Regions from separate parts of the Homo sapiens genome. Here region 2 is linked to region 1. A link is an interaction called in ENCODE POLR2A ChIA-PET data of the cell type or tissue named here. Cell type or tissue: OCI-LY7. All regions are shown on one strand. Links, peaks and the distances in the headings refer to the core of each region. The heading gives the core; the rest is flanking DNA. Region 1 overlaps PRKCE (protein kinase C epsilon). Region 2 overlaps SRBD1 (S1 RNA binding domain 1).

What was found. ChIA-PET counts read pairs that join two places held together with the same protein. Peaks named below come from ENCODE experiments on the same cell type or tissue, not always from the same donor. Only the 100,000 strongest peaks of a DNase experiment are listed, where the experiment ranks them.
Region 2: POLR2A ChIA-PET joins it to region 1 with 7 read pairs; 2 of 35 experiments call an interaction of 5 or more read pairs at or near these places.

Annotation. Positions count from the first base shown.
Region 1 is chr2:46,027,257-46,035,601 of GRCh38, forward strand. All of the region lies in intron 10 of PRKCE (protein kinase C epsilon), which reads left to right. Among named protein-coding and RNA genes, the nearest start is that of EPAS1, 270 kb to the right of the region's middle. In OCI-LY7, for the core only: a CTCF peak has its summit at 2,193 (motif pointing right); no DNase peak of the experiment used is centred there.
Region 2 is chr2:45,461,843-45,470,187 of GRCh38, forward strand. The region is part of intron 16 of SRBD1 (S1 RNA binding domain 1); the gene reads right to left. Among named protein-coding and RNA genes, the nearest start is that of SRBD1, 150 kb to the right of the region's middle. RefSeq lists an enhancer at 4,126-4,636. In OCI-LY7, for the core only: no CTCF peak of the experiment used is centred there; a DNase peak (open chromatin) is centred at 5,053; H3K27ac peaks cover 2,904 bases.

The DNA of each region.
Region 1 (8,345 bases), core at 150-8,149:
CCCAGGAGGTTGAGGCTGCAGTGAAGCATGATTGTACCACTTGTACTTCATCCTGGGCATCAGAGTGAGACCCTATCTCAAAAAAGAAAGAAAAAGAAAAGAAAAACAAGATCATGATTACCAGGGAAGTCCAAATAGGGACTGAATGAGGATGGGGAGAGAGGTTGCAATTAAAGAGAGTTAAAGGGGTTTCAAAGGCCAGCAACCATGTTCTATCTGTCAAGGTGGGTCACAGCTAAAAGTGAGTCTTATTTGATCTTTAAAATGCATATGCATATTTTACATATTCTCATTCGTAGGTATATTTTACAATAAGGCAGGGAAGGGGAACAAGAACATGAAAGCATCCAAACTGTCATAGGCACTAGCATTTTAAATGATGACATGCTCTCCAAAAATTCGAACTTTAACAAAAAACTGAGCTTGTGCACTACCTCTGTGTATCATTCTTTTGCCACTAAAGTTTCGATTTTCCTGTTCTTTTGGCAGTATGATCTGTCTCAAGGACAAGAAGTGTGGTGACTGGTCCCATGGCCTATTTAGCTGGAAGAATGAAGCGTAGTCCCTATCCTCTTTCCAAGACCAAGGCCAAGATGGGGCTCAAGACCAGGGGGTTATCTACAGAACTGCTGGCCCACCTTCCACCTACCCTGGGGGACCTCCCTCTTGAAGGTTGGGATTCTTTTTTTTCTTTTTTTTTTTTGAGATGGAGTCGGGCTCTGTGGCCCAGACTGGAGTGCAGTGGCAAGATCTTAGCTCACTGCAGCCTCCGCCTCCCGGGTTCACGTGATTCTCCTGCCTCAGCCTCCCGAGTAGCTGGGATTACAGGCTCCCACCACTGCACCCGGCTGACTTTTGTGTTTTTAGTAGAGACGGGGTTTTGCCATGCTGGCCAGGCCGGTCTCAAACTCTTGACCTCAAGTGATCCGCCCGTCTCAGCCTCCCAAAGTGCTGGAATTACAGGCGTGAGCCACCGCGTCCGGCCGAAGGTTGGGATTCTTAAAGAGTAACCTAGCCCAGCCTCACTCTTTCAGCAAGCAGCTCTGAGTTGGGGGGTAAACTTTCTTCACTGCCACAACATTTGTGTTTTGCAACATGTTTTTAAACCATGTTTTATAACTAAGAAGATGCCAAACATTTCATTTGGCAGTTTGTATTATGAAAACCATAGTTATCTTTCCATTTTCACCTATAAAGTGATGTTATAAATTGAACCTTTTAAACTGTAGATGTGTGTGTTCTTTCTAGATTCTGGCATATTCTATAGGGGACATAGCACTCACTGTGCTGCCCTCCCCACCTGCCACCACTGGTTGAAAATAACAGCTTTCCTTGCTGCCATCACATACGTAAATGTAACTAACATTTATAGAGTGTTTTCTATAAGCCAAGAATGATAATAACTGATGTTCTTTTTAAAAACTTTTAAGTTCAGGGTATATGTGCAGGTTTGTTACATAGGTAAACTTGTGTCATGGGGGCTTATTGTACAGATTATTTCATCACCCAGGTATTAAGCTTGGTACTCATTAGTTATTTTTGCTGATCCTCTCCCTCCTCCCCACTCCCACAGGCCCCAGTGCATGTTGTTCCCCTCTATGTGTCCATGTATGCTCATCATTTAGCTCTCACTTACAAGTGAGAACATGTGGTATTTGGTTTTCTGTTCCTGTGTTAGTTTGCTAAGGATAATGGCCTCCAGCTCCATCCATGTCCCTGTAAAGGACATGATCTGGTTCTTTTTTATGGCTGCATATTATTCCATGGTGTGTATATACCACATTTTCTTTACCCAGTCTATCATTGATGGGCATTTAGGTTGATTCCACGTCTTTGTTATTGTGAACTTAGCTAATGTTCTTATGGCACTTACTATATACCTGTCATTTTTTAAAGCTCTTTACGTATGTTGATTAACTTAATCTTTGCAATAGTCCTGAGAGGTGGATATCCTGAGACACAGGGAGGTAGAATGACTTCTCCAACGTCACATAGTTAAGAAGTGGTAGAATTGGATTTGAACCAAGGCAGTTTCTGTTCCATTGTCCTAGTGTTCATCATTCTACAGTGCTGTCTCAGATAATATGTTAAATTTACATGGTGGTTTCATCTTTTCCACAACTTTTTTATTTCCCCATTTTATGGATAAGCACATTGAGGTTTGGAATTTCATGTGACACCGGGGTGAACAGCAGGGGGAGCCACAAAAGTGGCTTGGAGGTGGGACCAATGAAGATCCTGTCTGTTCACTGCCCCCACTAACGCCACCCTTTGTGAAATGAAAAGGCCTCCCTGTATCCCTCAGTCCCAGGGTGAGTGGCTCCTGCAACAGGAAGAAGGAGCAGGTCCTAGACCAAGAGCTCAAGCAAGCCTGTTCATGCATCGCTAATTGCTTAAACATCAGGGAAAGGGGTTTGTCGTCGTATGGGTTTTTTTTTTTTTGTGGGAAAGCTTTTCATACAATGCTGGCTGACTCCTGAGCCTTAAAGTAAACAACTACATCATCCTGTACAGAGGGAGTCAGGAAAAGGAAACTAAGAAAATATCAAACTCCTGCAGCTTTTTTTGAAATGTAAGTGGAGGAGGAAATGATGTTTGGAGGGCATTTGCTGGGGTCCTTGTACCAGAAGACTCCATGAATAATGATCCTCTTCCCAAGCTGTGTATCTGAGTAAATGTTTCCCACACTGTCCTTTCTTCTAAATACCCTCTCTGTGACGCAAGGTGAAAAACCCACCCGCAAAACATGGCTAGAAGATTCTGTAAACCCATTAGAAAGTTAAGCTATTTCCCACCAGGGAGTAATGAAAAGCCTCACTTGCAAAACTGCTGGGTGACTGAGCTGATCACTCCCTGAGATCCCCACATCCTGGGAGGGCAGCATCCTCACTGCTGTCTCCATAGTCTAAGAACATGGACAATATTCTAGGCATCCACCTTGAACATGGAGAAGACAGCACTGGAGAACCTTGCAGATATAGACACACTCAGAAAGACAGCAGACTTGTTGAAAAACAAGCTTATTTTCTCATCCATACAACAGATGTGAACCTCCTGTCTAACCCCCAGGTCCTTTAAACCCACATGGGGCACTCTGGAGTGCTTTCCTGCTTCCCTAGCTAAGTTTAAGTCTTTCCTGTCCTCCCAGAATACCCCAAGTAGTGGGGCGGTCCCAAATACCAACTTGGTAGTGGGGGTTAGAGAGAGGGAGAGACTGAAAGGACAGAAGACAAAATCATGAAAATCATGTGGCTGTTCCACCATGCCCCCCTCCCTGGGGATTCTGAAGTCCTGTCCCTCCTCCCTCTTGCTGTTACTTCTGAACAGCTATTGCATCTTTCAGGTGTGATTTGGGGATGCATAAGATCTAAAGCTGCTACCTTCAGGGTCTCTGAAATTAATGTCTCTTAGGATTGCTGCTATCATAATACTTCCCTGTAGCAACTTGTAATTATGTCCCAACGAAAAGGAATTATTCGCTTAAACGACTTTTCCCTTTTCCACCTTCTAACCCACCATTTGTTTCTCCTAGCCCTGTGTGATGTGGGATAGTCCCTGTATTCCTGCACCACAAACTCTAACATCCTTGCAGTCTTGGTCATCCACGGAATATTTCTTCTCCGTGAAGACAGTTTTCGTTACGTGTTTCCTTTTATGATTGGTGGGACCTTCTCTGGAGTGTCTTGCACGGTCCTGTATACATCATTTGTTACCTGGAGTGCATTCTATATTTAAACAACTCTGTCGTGAATGATGTACCATGCTCTATGTGAGTAGGGATGAATATTTAAATGGATTTCCCTTAAATACTACTTTGGATAGTAACTGAAGCAATGGATTAGAGTGGGATAGCCAATTAGATTTTTATTTGAAATAAATCACTTGGGAAAGGAGCTTTACAAATAAACGAAAAGAACTTGCCCACTTTTGTGACCGTATTTTGAGACTTTGAGCACCACTCATGCCCAGCAAAATAAAATGTCAATATCTCCTTGTTCCTTTGTTGGCTCTCAGCCTGCTGTCTTCGATCTCACTGCCCGCTTTCTGGAAACATTGGCATGTGAATTCCTGCCTGTTCCCTCTGCCTGAGATGCCCCAGCCATGCCCCTTGATTGTCCTGACCTCCCACTGATCATCTCACATCCCGCCTCTTCCACAAACCCTTCAGTTCATCCAAATCCCTGTAGCATTTATTAATTTTCCTTCTTTCTTGGCAGCCAGCATACATACCACGACTAGCTATTTAGATTTCTATGCACAAAAGTCTTATCTCCCAAAATCACTGTCAGTACCCAAAGGCAGACACACAGTCTTCTACCCCTTTACATTCTGCTCGTGTGTGTGTGTGTGTGTGTGTGTGTGTGTGTGTGTGTGTGTGTAGAAAAAACCCACTTACCCAGAGTAAAATGCTCATAAATGCTCATGCATCCTGTGGCAGTGATGGTAATGAAAGCCAGTGTGATTACACCCAGCAGGAGTCATTTCTGGAACTAAAATCGGCTGATTTAGCAGCTACCGTCAAGTTGCTAGTCCATCATGCTCCTCCTCTCAGCCCATGACTAGAGAATCCTGAATATCCCACATGCTCCTCACAGCCCCTACCAACTGGTCGCAATTTGCATGGGAGAGAATGCGAACTTATTTTTTTAACCTCTTCCCACCCACACAAACTCATCTCACAGCCTCTTAGCAATAGGGTATCTCATTTTGAACATTTACTTTTCAGACATTTATTTGGTTTTTTAAACTTCCAGCAAATATTAACAATGCCAGTGAATCCTGGTGTTCTCCTTTGCGCAGTGGAAATAATACTTCCCTTAGAAGACTGCCGCAAGAATTTAGTTAAAACATGTATGGCCTTTAGCACAGTGCCTGGCATGTAGCACACATACAACTTTTAAATTGCTTTACAAAGTCCTTTGTCCATGATCTTACTTTATCTTCATGGTGCTTTTGCGACAGGCAGGGTCCTGGGATATCTTTCTTTGACAGATGAGGAAATAGGCACAAACGATGAGCTGGGACTGGAACTGAGATCTTTCCAGAACCACGCCTGTGCCCTTCCTGTTCCTGACAATGTTCATTTTAAGGAGGGGAGAGAGGACAGCATTTGTCTATGGAATGAGCCCTGGCACCCAGCTTCCGCCTGGGAAAACCGCCATCCCTCTCTTAAAATGGGCACGGGTTTGCTGGCAGGACTTGCCCTTAATTATGGTCAGGCCACCTCTTTACCCCCAGCCTTCCAAAACCTTCCCGCTGGTTGTCCCCAGTTGTACAGTTTGTTAAAGTCTACCGTGTTTTTTTTCTTGCATCTCAGTCATCTCCAAAAGTTCCAGGATGACTTGGGAGTTTTTATTGGCTAGGCTGAAAAAATGCCCAGGCAACAATGGTGTGTTGATGCTTGGAGTCAGGCTGGCTAGAGCAAGAAGTGATTTATGTAACTCTAGAAGGTCCTAATCAGGAAGCTGAGAGAAAGGGATGAAGCATGTTAATCCTCTCCATAATTTTCTCTTAAGAATGACTTTAGTTAGTCATGGGTAAAGTTTATCTTCCAAGGTGTGTGCTTTTGGGATATCGAAAGATTTCATGTTTCCCAGCTGAGACTTCCACATCTGCAGGCTGCCAGTGTTTTCAACTGTGAGAAAAGAGCTCTCTTTCCCAAAAATTCATCATGGACTGGAAACACGGAGGTATAAGTTGAAGTAGCCGTCAGTGGTGCTTCTAAAGGTCAGGGTTTCATGTATAGAACTGGAGCCATCCAGTTGGAGGAGAAGCCCGTTCTCACCTGTAATCAGATGAAAAATGTAGAAGCATGAGTTGGATGGCCTCCACTTATGACGCAATGACAAGAAGTCAACATGTAGTATTTACAAAGATCAGTCATTTCTGGGAGGATTAGAGAGGAGAAAAGGTGAACCAAACATCACTTATGGACTTAGTCATATCATTTTCACTGATGGTGATGACAGCACGTCAACACATCATCATTTGGTGAGAGAGGTCTGGTAGCCGTTGCTCATCATCTTCCTCACTGGGCGTGGTGGTGGGAAGTCCCACCACAGTGGGTGGTTTCCTTGGCATTCATAGCAGAACCCCACACCCTGTCTTCTGATGGCCCTTGGACATGGATCTTGCTGTCTCAGTTGACTATTGCATTGTCCCTCATGGCAGGGTTCTTAAACATTAGTGTTTTTGGATCTCCCAGGGAGCCGGTTAATTGGCAAATTGTAGGTCCCACCCCTTGAGATACAGATTCAATAGGGCTTGGGGATCTGCATTTTAAAATGCAAGGTGGTTATTGGCCACGCTTTGAGAAATACTGCCTGATAGTGGCATAGACACCTACTGTTGGAGAGAGTTGACTTTAGAATCAATCAGCAAATGACTGCCCAAGGCACTGTCCTAAATCTGACTGGATTTGAAAAAGATCTGTAAGCTATGAGCCTTATCCTCAAAAGTGTACGTATGAAATGAGGTAAGCAGTGCAGGATTCGATAGAATCAGATGCCGGGCTGCTGGAGGAGTTCCTAGAAGAATGGAGAGTCAGGGCAACTGGGCATGGGAGGTGGCATTTCACCTGAGCCTGGAGGACTGTAGGATTTGCACTGATGACTCAGAGGGGAAAGAGCATTTCTGATGAGAGGAACAAATTGAGGGGTCACCAGTGTGAGGACAACCTTGAGCTTGGGATTTCAGTCTGAAAGCCTATGTTTCAGTTTAGAGAAAGCCGTAGGCTTTCTAATGTACCTAAAACAGGCACCAAGTCTAGGCAGATGGCCCCAGCCCACTGACAGTGGGTAAGGACATAGCCTTAAGCCATGCTGGAGATGACAACACTCTAGGCTTTTAGAAATTTGGCTCTGAAATAAAGGATGTCTTGGGGCATCCCAAGAGCCAAGACTGCGGTCTGTGAGAGTCCAAACCTGAGTACTTATACCTCAATGTTACTTGTAAAGTAGTTACAGATTTTCCAAGCACTCACTTCCATGTTATCCTTAGATAGGGGCTGTCACCTACCCCATAGGGTTGTAGGGAGGATTAAATGAAATAAATTGGGTAAAGCACTTACCCAACAGCACCAGGCCCATAGCAAGCATTTAATAAATGATAGTGGTGATTAGGGCTCTTCCCCCTACTTTCGTAAGGAGGGGGCTGTGTGCCCGTGTTTGCATATTTGGTATTGTATTCTTCCTTGGTCGGAGTATCTTCCATTCCAACTCCTAATTTTGAAAACATTGCATATAGATCTCTAGCCACCAATCCTTCAAACCTCAAGCAACACCAGAATTGGCTGCTTCCTTCCGAAGATCCTCCCTCCCACATCTAAGGACACCACAGTAACTCAGTCTCTGTCAGCTTCCCCTCCTGTAGCCTTGGGAGCACGCCGAGGCCATGGGCTTAGGAGAGGCAACCTAGCATGCTGGACAGAACCCAGGGCGGGGATCCTGTCTGGGCTCTGCTGCCCAACCACAGGGAGTCCTTTGGCAAATCAACTGCTCTGACCTCCTTTGGAGGCTTGTTGGGAAGATTAGAGATATTATTTCTGGCATAGTGCCATGCACGTATCAGAGGCCAAACAGTAGCCAGATTCATTACTGATGGTATGTTCTGAGGTTTGCACCTTTGCAAACCATTCTGAGACTGCTAGCTTGTTGGCATGCACTGCCTACACCTTAGAGTGATAGCCCTACTATGTGTGGTCTCTGTACATCTTGGTTCTGGGAAGGGGCTACAAATCTGGATTAGACCCAAAGAGTCCCTTCTCGAAAGCAGCCTGTGACCACATGGGTTGTACCTCTGAAGCTGAAGGTCTCACCCTTCCTCTTCCTTCAGACAGGGTCTCCTTTGCTCTGGCTCAGCAAAATCAGAATGACCCTTGATGTCAGGGCTTTCAAGCAGAGCACATTCCCAGCTTCCATCGTCCAGGTGTCCCCATACACCACAGGCCTGCCCATAGCTCATGACACCACACTTCAGGATTTCTTTGATACCTCTAGAGAAACATCAGAATTTTTGAAGCTGGCCTGAAAGGCCAGAGCCTTCTCTGTAGCCTGAAGGATCTGAACTCCTTTCTCATAGAGAAAACAAGGTCCAGGTCTCCTGTGTGAGCAAGAAGCACAAAAGGCCAGGGCTTTGCTTGACTAGACCATACCCCAGGGCAGGCTCTTTTGTGCAGATGCTAACTTGAAACAGGACACTTTGTCCTTCCCAGTCCCTGCCTGCTCCATCCCCACCTCATAACTCCCCTCTTTAGTCCAGGGGGTGCCCTCCCAGACTTAGGGAAGGAGTGTGTGAAATGAAAAACCATTAGAGGTCTCAGCTCAAGGAGGGAATAATATTGTTGT
Region 2 (8,345 bases), core at 83-8,082, 570 kb before region 1:
GGAGTCCTCTTCTGAGATAGATGTGGGAGATACTTGGAAGCTAAAAAGATGCTACTCAGTTCCCTAATGCCCTAACGTGTCGATCCTCCTCCCTTTTTTCTCTTCAGTTTGCTGATGAGAGCTGTTTAGTTCATTTACTAAGTTTTTATTTTCCCACAATAAAATGAAGAAAAGAAACAGAGATTAAAAATTGTACAAAAACATTACAGGAAAAAAAAAGGAATCATTTTGTAGATAAACTTCATGTTGTGGTGTTGAAAGTTAAGGTCCACAAATCAAAATGCAGTCATTTCTACAGAGCTAGGCTTTTTCACTGCACTCGCAGCGAATCACGCTGTGGTTAGTTGAAAGTGCTGTTCACATAATAAATTAACCACCTCATTTCCTTCATCACCAAAATATACATAGCGCCCTCATACAGATTTGTTTTAATAAAAGTAATAAAGCAAGCCCAGAGGTTATGGCTGTTATGACATAATCACACCTCTGAGACTTAAAAACACTCACTTGCACATCATGCCTCAAAAAGTCTTTGCAAGTTCCCTTCCAACAAAACCTAACTGCATTCATACCCTCTGGCCCCATGTATTCAAAATAAATAATGAAACAAAAGCCTTGTATATGTCAGAAAATTATCCCTTTCCATTAAGCATTTGAAAAGAATATACACTTTTTAATAATACAGTACAATAAACAGATTGGGTGCCCTGCTCTAGATTATTAAAGACAACACATCAGCAGAGTTAAAAGTACACTAAGAGGAGATCGAAACCATCCTGGCCAACATGGTGAAACCCCGTCTGTACTAAAAAAAAAAAAATACAAAAAAAAAAATTAGCCAGGCGTGGTGTCGGGCACCTGTAGTCCCAGCTACTTGGGAGGCTGAGGCAGGAGAATGGCGTGAACCTGGGAGGCAGAGCTTGCAGTGAGCTGAGATCGCGCCACTGCACTCCAGCCTGGGCAACAGAGCGAGACTGCATCTCAAAAAAAAAAGTACACTAAGAAGGCTGCTAACCTGCCTACTATCCCACCCAAAAATAGATTTTTTAAGGTTAGTTGTTCAAAACGACAACACATGCATTTCTGTGGACTGAAAAACAATTTTCATTCTACACGAATCCAGGATAAGTAACTTTTCTTACATGGTAATGATATTTAATTGTTGAGAATAACCCGGGGGGGGGGGGGGAAATCTCTCTTGTCAATATAATTTTCCCTCACTACAGACTTTTATCATTAGAATTCCTTTCCATGATCACCAGAAAGAAAGACAATGTAACACAACTGTCTATAGCATAAGATAGATTGGACGGAGAACTTTGCCATGAGTGAACCCATACCATAATTCAACGAGGCCACCCTTCCTGTCTCTGTACCACATTATAAAATCACTTTGCAGGCAGGGTTTATTTCCCACTTCAACTCTTATACCTTAGGCCTTCCTGCAGGATTATGCATTTAATGCATACTGTCCCTATAATAATGATGATGTCTTCCCCTTAAATTTAAAATGTAACATAATCTTACAAGTAATTACATTTGCCTGTGCTATTCTTAAAGATCATGATCAACTCACACTCCAACACACATATATAAAGGAATGAGTTAATCAACATTCCTGAAAAATAGCAAGTATCAGATATTCAGGATACAGTTTTGAAATTCTCATAAGTGGCCCCCCATAGTGCTTCCACATTTTATTTCTCTTCTCAATTGCTATAATCACCTAGCACAATCTTATATTTGGGTTCTCAACATTTTTTCTAATGTGAACATTATTATATTACATGGTTTTTTCCATGAGTAAAGTTAAACATTACATCCAAGATTGTTAGTGTGCCAAATGGTTATCCACATATAATTATATCCCAAAATTTAGCAAAGCAGTAATACCTTTATGAAGGATTAAACATTTTTGGAGTAATCTTATTCTACTATTTTTAGTCTACAAACTATGCATCCACACACAACCAATATATGCATCCACACATAACCAGTACACTAAAAACTCCCTTAGGGCTCTGTATCAAACAAAGATAAAATTACTAAGAACTTCCATAACTTACATTTTGATGAATAAGTTCACTTTAAAGGAAAAATTCTATTCCAATGAATCCCATCGCAACAAAGTTTTTCTTGGATAAAGATATTACACTTTACATTGTAAGTCCTAATTACTGATTTAGTCATAATCAAAGAACATTCCTTTATAAGTGCTACCTCTGATCTGTCCTGGTAAGGATTATTTCCACCGAGAACAGAATATGCCTTGCAGAGGGGGTAAAGAAATGGAGATGTATGCTAAATTAAAGAACTCCAGTTCTTTCATCCATAGCACTCCTTCTTCACTTTCCTTAGCCATTCTCACTTCAACTACATGGCCATTCTAATGCTCTCTGGCCCTAAACTACCAAACACCTTTCAAGCAGGTGCTCACATACAGAACTCCCACAGAAAGATCCAAGTCAAAAGAGAACAGAAAAGAGATGAGGTATGCAAGATAGCTCTCTCCTATCCTATTAGGTTTCAAGAAACTTTTGCTCGCCAATTCACAGAAAAACGATGTTCTAGGGTACCTTTTGAAAAGACATTTCACGTCCTCAGATCATTGGTTAGATGGCAAATATAATAAACAAGTAACAGCCCTCATAAAAGGTCAATTAATAAAGAGCTGTAAGTGTCACCTCCATACACTGAATTACACAAAGCATTCTATCACAAAGAAGGGAAAGAATGTGGCATTGGTTATTCTGGTCACTACCTCAGCTTTGAGACAGATTACATTTTGAATATGTTAACGAGGCCTTCACAAGGCCAGCCATTCACTATCAACTAAACCCAAGGGCTTGAAATTCACACAGGTATAAAACACTGAGACACAAAATTGGAGACTGGATCAGTGTTCCAGATCACAGAATGTGTAAATGAGACAGAATATTTTCAGGTAACTGAAGTCTGAACATTAAAGCTCTAAAAATGTATACAAAAGTATAAAAAGTAAGTTGTATGCCAAATACAACCTAATAAAATAAGAAAAAAAGGCTATTTATGAAATAATGAAGTGGTTTTACCGACATCTTTAAACATTTGTCATAACTATTCTCAATTAATTGAGTACCAATACTCTGTTAAAAAGAAACTGTCATGGTTGAGATTGTACACACACACACACACACACACACACACACACACACACACACACACACAGAGTCATCCCCTGGTATGGGGGATTTTTTCTAGGACTCCCTGCAGATACCCAAATCCATAGGTACTCAAGGCCCTGATATAAAACGGTGTAGTATTTGCATTTAACCTATGCTGCACAACCTCCTGTGTACTTTAAATCATCTCTAGATTACTTATAATACCTAATACGGTGTAAAGGCTATTTAAATAGTTGTTAAACTGTATGGTTTAGGCAACAATGACACGGAAAAAAAGTCTGTACATGTTCAGTACAGATGCAACTATCCTTTTTTTCCTCTCAATATTTTCAATCCATAATTAGTTGAATTTGGAAGCCCCAGATATGGAGGGCTGACTATATACACACATATACATATATGTGTGTATATATATATAAATGCACACACAGACACACGAATGTGACAGTCAAAATTCTGATGGGAAATGATCCAGACTGCAAGAAAACACCATGGTCCCTGTCTGGACAAAAAACTGAACAGATTCTTACCTTGAACATAAAGGACTTAACACTTTTAATGATCAAAGTATAAGACTGGAAGAAAACTAGAAAGGAAGACAATGATTTTCAACATATTTTCTTCAAAGGAGTTTCATTTTAAAAATATTATTTAACAGTTCAGGTTTAAAATTTTAAGTGAAAGGCTACACTTTTTAATGTAACCTTGATTTTTACAAGATTTCCAGGTGTTCTGAATGCATGTTACAGTGCATTACATTACAGTGCATTCAAAACACCTGGATCTAAGAAGCATTTGTGACCAGGCTACATTTTCTTGATTTTAAATGAACAAGAATTGTTTTAAAATTAAACACAAAAGACACATTTTCAGTTCTGATCCCACTTCAACAAAAATTTGGAGAGGCTGCAAAATTTTATGGTGTGTTTATAATAAAGTTTAAAAAATACAATAAATGGTCAACTATACCAATAATCTACCATGCATTCATTCAGAAATACTGAATATCTACCATGTGCCAGGTCCTGGGAGCTGAAGATACAAGAAGTGGAAACAGCCTACCCTCATGTAAGGGCTTTTATTGCACTAGAAGAGGAACACAGTAAGCAAATAAATACTGTGATTTCAGACACTTAACACTAGCTGTTCTTTTGTGTGTGTTGAGGGAGCAGTTAGCAGGGAGTAGGTTCCTGCTTCACAGAGAAGATAAGAAATGTAGGGGAACAACTCCTCACAGTCCTGCTATCTTCCATCTCTTGCCGGGCACCTACTACCCCACAGGAGTCTCTCTGGAGCTCCTCTCCATTTTCTTCCTTAGGCTATTCCTGGAGGCATCCTGTGGATGCCATCTCCTCAGGCAACCAGCTGCCTCCCTCTTCAGCATATTCAACTTCTCACTCTCCACTTCTCCCTCCTCCCAGTGACATTCAACACATTCAAATCCTGACCTCCTTAAATAACTCTCTTCCTTAAACATTTGTATACACTTGTCTCTCAAATGCTTACACTTCATTCAGTCCTGGATTTAATTCTTTCAGACTTCTGCCTCCACCACTCCAGTGAAATTATTTTTATGGTAATCATCAATATTTTAAATGAGTACGTTCACTTTAAAGGAAAATTTCTTTAAAGGAAACATTTAAAATTAAACACAAAAGACACATTTTCAGTTCTGTTCCTATTTCATCTTGGTTGTGTTTCACAATACTGATTTTTGCTTCTTCAAACTCTCACCCTTAGATACTGGCATGTCCTAATTTTCCTCCTACATTACATACACTGCAATGTGCATTCAAAACACCTAGAAATCTTGTTAAAATCAGATTCTGATTCAACAGGCCTGAGGGAGGGCCCAGGAGACTTTCAGCAGGGTCTCTTGTTAATCAAAACAGACCAGCAGCACAGTTATCACCTGAGTGCTTCCTAGAAACACAGACTGTCATTGCTCACTCCAGGTTAACTGAATCAGAGTTTGCATCTTTAACAAAGGGATTTTATATGCATAGTCAAGTTTGAGGAGCATTAGAGACCAGTGGTTCTCAAACCCAGGCCAATAAAACACAGACTACAGGGTCCAATCCCCCTGAATTTCTGATCCTACAGGTCTGGGAAGCAAGTGAAAGAATGCACATTTCTAGCATATTGTCAGATGATATTGATGCTGCTAGTCTACTGACTGTATTTTCAGAACTAGTGATTCTCCGCCCTGGTTGTACATTTGAATTACATGTGAATTTTAAGAAGCTTGTTGGCATGTGGGGCCCACCCCCAGACCAATTAAACTACAAACTCTGGAGATGTAGCCTAGGTATTTTTAAAAACTCCCCTGCATAATCTTAAGGTTTCTCATTTAAATAATTTAAGAGTGAGGGAAGCAGGTAGTGGCGAAAAGAAAATAGTATACGATAAATGCTAGTTAAATGACAGTACCATTACTGTAACATATGATACCATAATTCCTTAAACATCTGCTCTACCCAACTCTGCCCTGTATATAAGCACTAGAAATTTGGCAGTCTACAGGTTTGTCGTAGGCCACATCTGTCTAAAATGACCATGGGGGAAAAATAATTATTTAATTCCTAAAATTCACAGAAGAAAAACCTGCATTTATGAGATAAGATATTTTTTAAGATAGTGTCAAAACTGTGCCTTACAAAGCATTTGACTTCGTGCAACATTAGGGGCTTGAGAAAGATTTCTAAGAATATTATGAAGGGAAAGGTAACATATAATATGAAATGTATATTTAAATTTTCACTAACAATGAAAATAGCTTACCTTTTTCTGATTATAAGTAAATTCTCATTGTAAAACACACATGTACACACACACTCATCAATATATAGGGAAGACACTAAAACCAACTGAAAGCCAAAGTTCCCGAGTTAAAGCATCTGTAGCATTTGACCAAGCTTTCCTGCATCTTGTTAAAAAATTATGAAATATTTAACAAAAGTTACAGAGTATAAGCAACACCAACCAGTTTAAGAAATAAGATATTATAAATATGATTGAAACTCCTGGTGTACCTCTCCCAGTTCCCATTTTTCTCTCGTTCCATGCCCCATCCAAACTATCATCTTAAATTCTGCGCTTATTTTTATAATCTTACTATATATAGGTATTCATAAATCCTATATATTTCATATTTTTAAATTTTATATCAGCCCTATAATACTGTACATATTCTGCAACTTACTTTCTCGCTTAACATTACATCTTATGAGGTTTCTCCATATTAATCTAGCATTTCTGAGTCATTTTCACTGCTCTATCTGTTCTTTCACAGTCTTGACTTTACTAGTGTATCTTTCCAGTTTCCAGATGATGAGCACAGTATTTCCAAATTTTCACTACTATAAATATTGCTTCAATGAACTTTTTTTTTTTTTTTTTGACACAGGGTCTCACTCTGTTGCCCTGGCTGGAGTGCAGTGGCATAATCACAACACAATGCAGCCTTTATCTTCCGGGCCCAAGTGATCCTTTCACCTCAGCCTCCCCAGTAGCTGGGACTACATGTGTGCACCACCATGCTCAGCTAATTGTTTTACTTTTTTGTAGAGATGACGTCTCACTATGTCACTCAGGCTGTCTCAAACTCCTGGGCTCAAGCAATCCTCCTACCTCGGCCTCCCAAAGTGTTGGGATTACAGGTGTGAGCCACCGTGCCCAGTCTCAATGAATTTATTGTGCATGTCTTCTTAGGTTCATTTTAGAGAATTTTTCTAGGCTATATACATTCTGCAACAGAATTGCTGAGTTGAAGAGAATTCTCATCTCCAGCTCTGTTAACTTCCAGTGCTCTCCAAAGTGGTGGTACCAATTTATACTGCTATAAATAATGTACAAGATTCCAAGTGTTCCACATGCTTGCTAACATCTGAATTATCAGACTAATTTTTGACAGCCTGAAGGGTTTATGGCTTTAGCATGCATTTCCTCCATTCATGGTAAGAGAGAGAAATTTTTTCATAGCTTTATTATTCTTTTGTATCTCCTCTTCTGTGAACTGCCTGTTCATAGCCTTTGCCTGTTTTTCTCTGGAATTGTCTTTTCATGTCTTGATTTGCAAGAGACCTTTACATATTCTGTATCATTTATAGTTTATGTGTTGTAAATATAATACCTTCTCCCTGTCTATGGATGGTCTATATATTGTTTTCTGACTGAGAGATGTTTTAGATTCTAATGCAGTAGAATTTACTAATCTTTTCTTTCATGATAGTATTTTTAATGTTATATATAATTTTTTAAATGATCATATAATTATTAGTTTTAAACACTGAAAGTAACTTAAAGTTTTAGAAACTGTAACAGTGATTTCTGTGCTAACACGAAAACTAGAAGGTGAACTTGAAACTGAAATGGATCTAGTTTCACTGCCAAGGTCAATGACATACACAGAGTAAGCAAACAAAAGATAAAGGAAATTAGATATGTCATTTTAATTTAAGGCATTATTGGTAAAAGGTTCTTCAAATCATGCTATCATTTCACATTTCTTTTAAAGATAAGTAATGGTGTTACACTAGGTTATGTGTGTGTATACATGGCTTATTACATTGTTGGTGATTTCCAGGAACTTGAGAAAACTAAAGCTAGTATTTCAACATAGGAAGCATAATTCATCCTGAAGGGAAAAATACCCAGAAAAGAAATTTTAAAACTTGAAATTTAAGGAATAAATAGCAAATTCTAACACATGAGTTGGGTTCATACACCTAGTCAAGGTCAATTACTTGTTTTCCTTCAGTTAGGTCTCTGCTTTGTCACAAGTGAATGAAATATCTGAATTGCAAGGCTAAGTCTGAATTTCACTCATAATACCCTGTAAAGCAAAGATTCAGTACAGCCCATATCCTGGGCCTTAGAGTCAAGGGACAACATTGCAAAACCATTTTGGCAGAGAATTCACCTGTGTAAATAATGTCTCAGTTTTAGAACAATTTCCTCTGTTTCACCTTTGTGTTTTCTCTATTTCAAAATACTGCTTTTGTGTATGGGGCAAAAATCCAAACAAAAGTCACCTAGGTGACCGGGCATGGGACAGACTCTTTTCTGTATCCCACTTTACTATGATAATTAAGGAATTAAAATGTTTTAAAAGATTTGAGCAAACACTGTAGAACAGGCAAGAAACCTTACTTTATTTAGACCTAAACTAAAACTCCATTT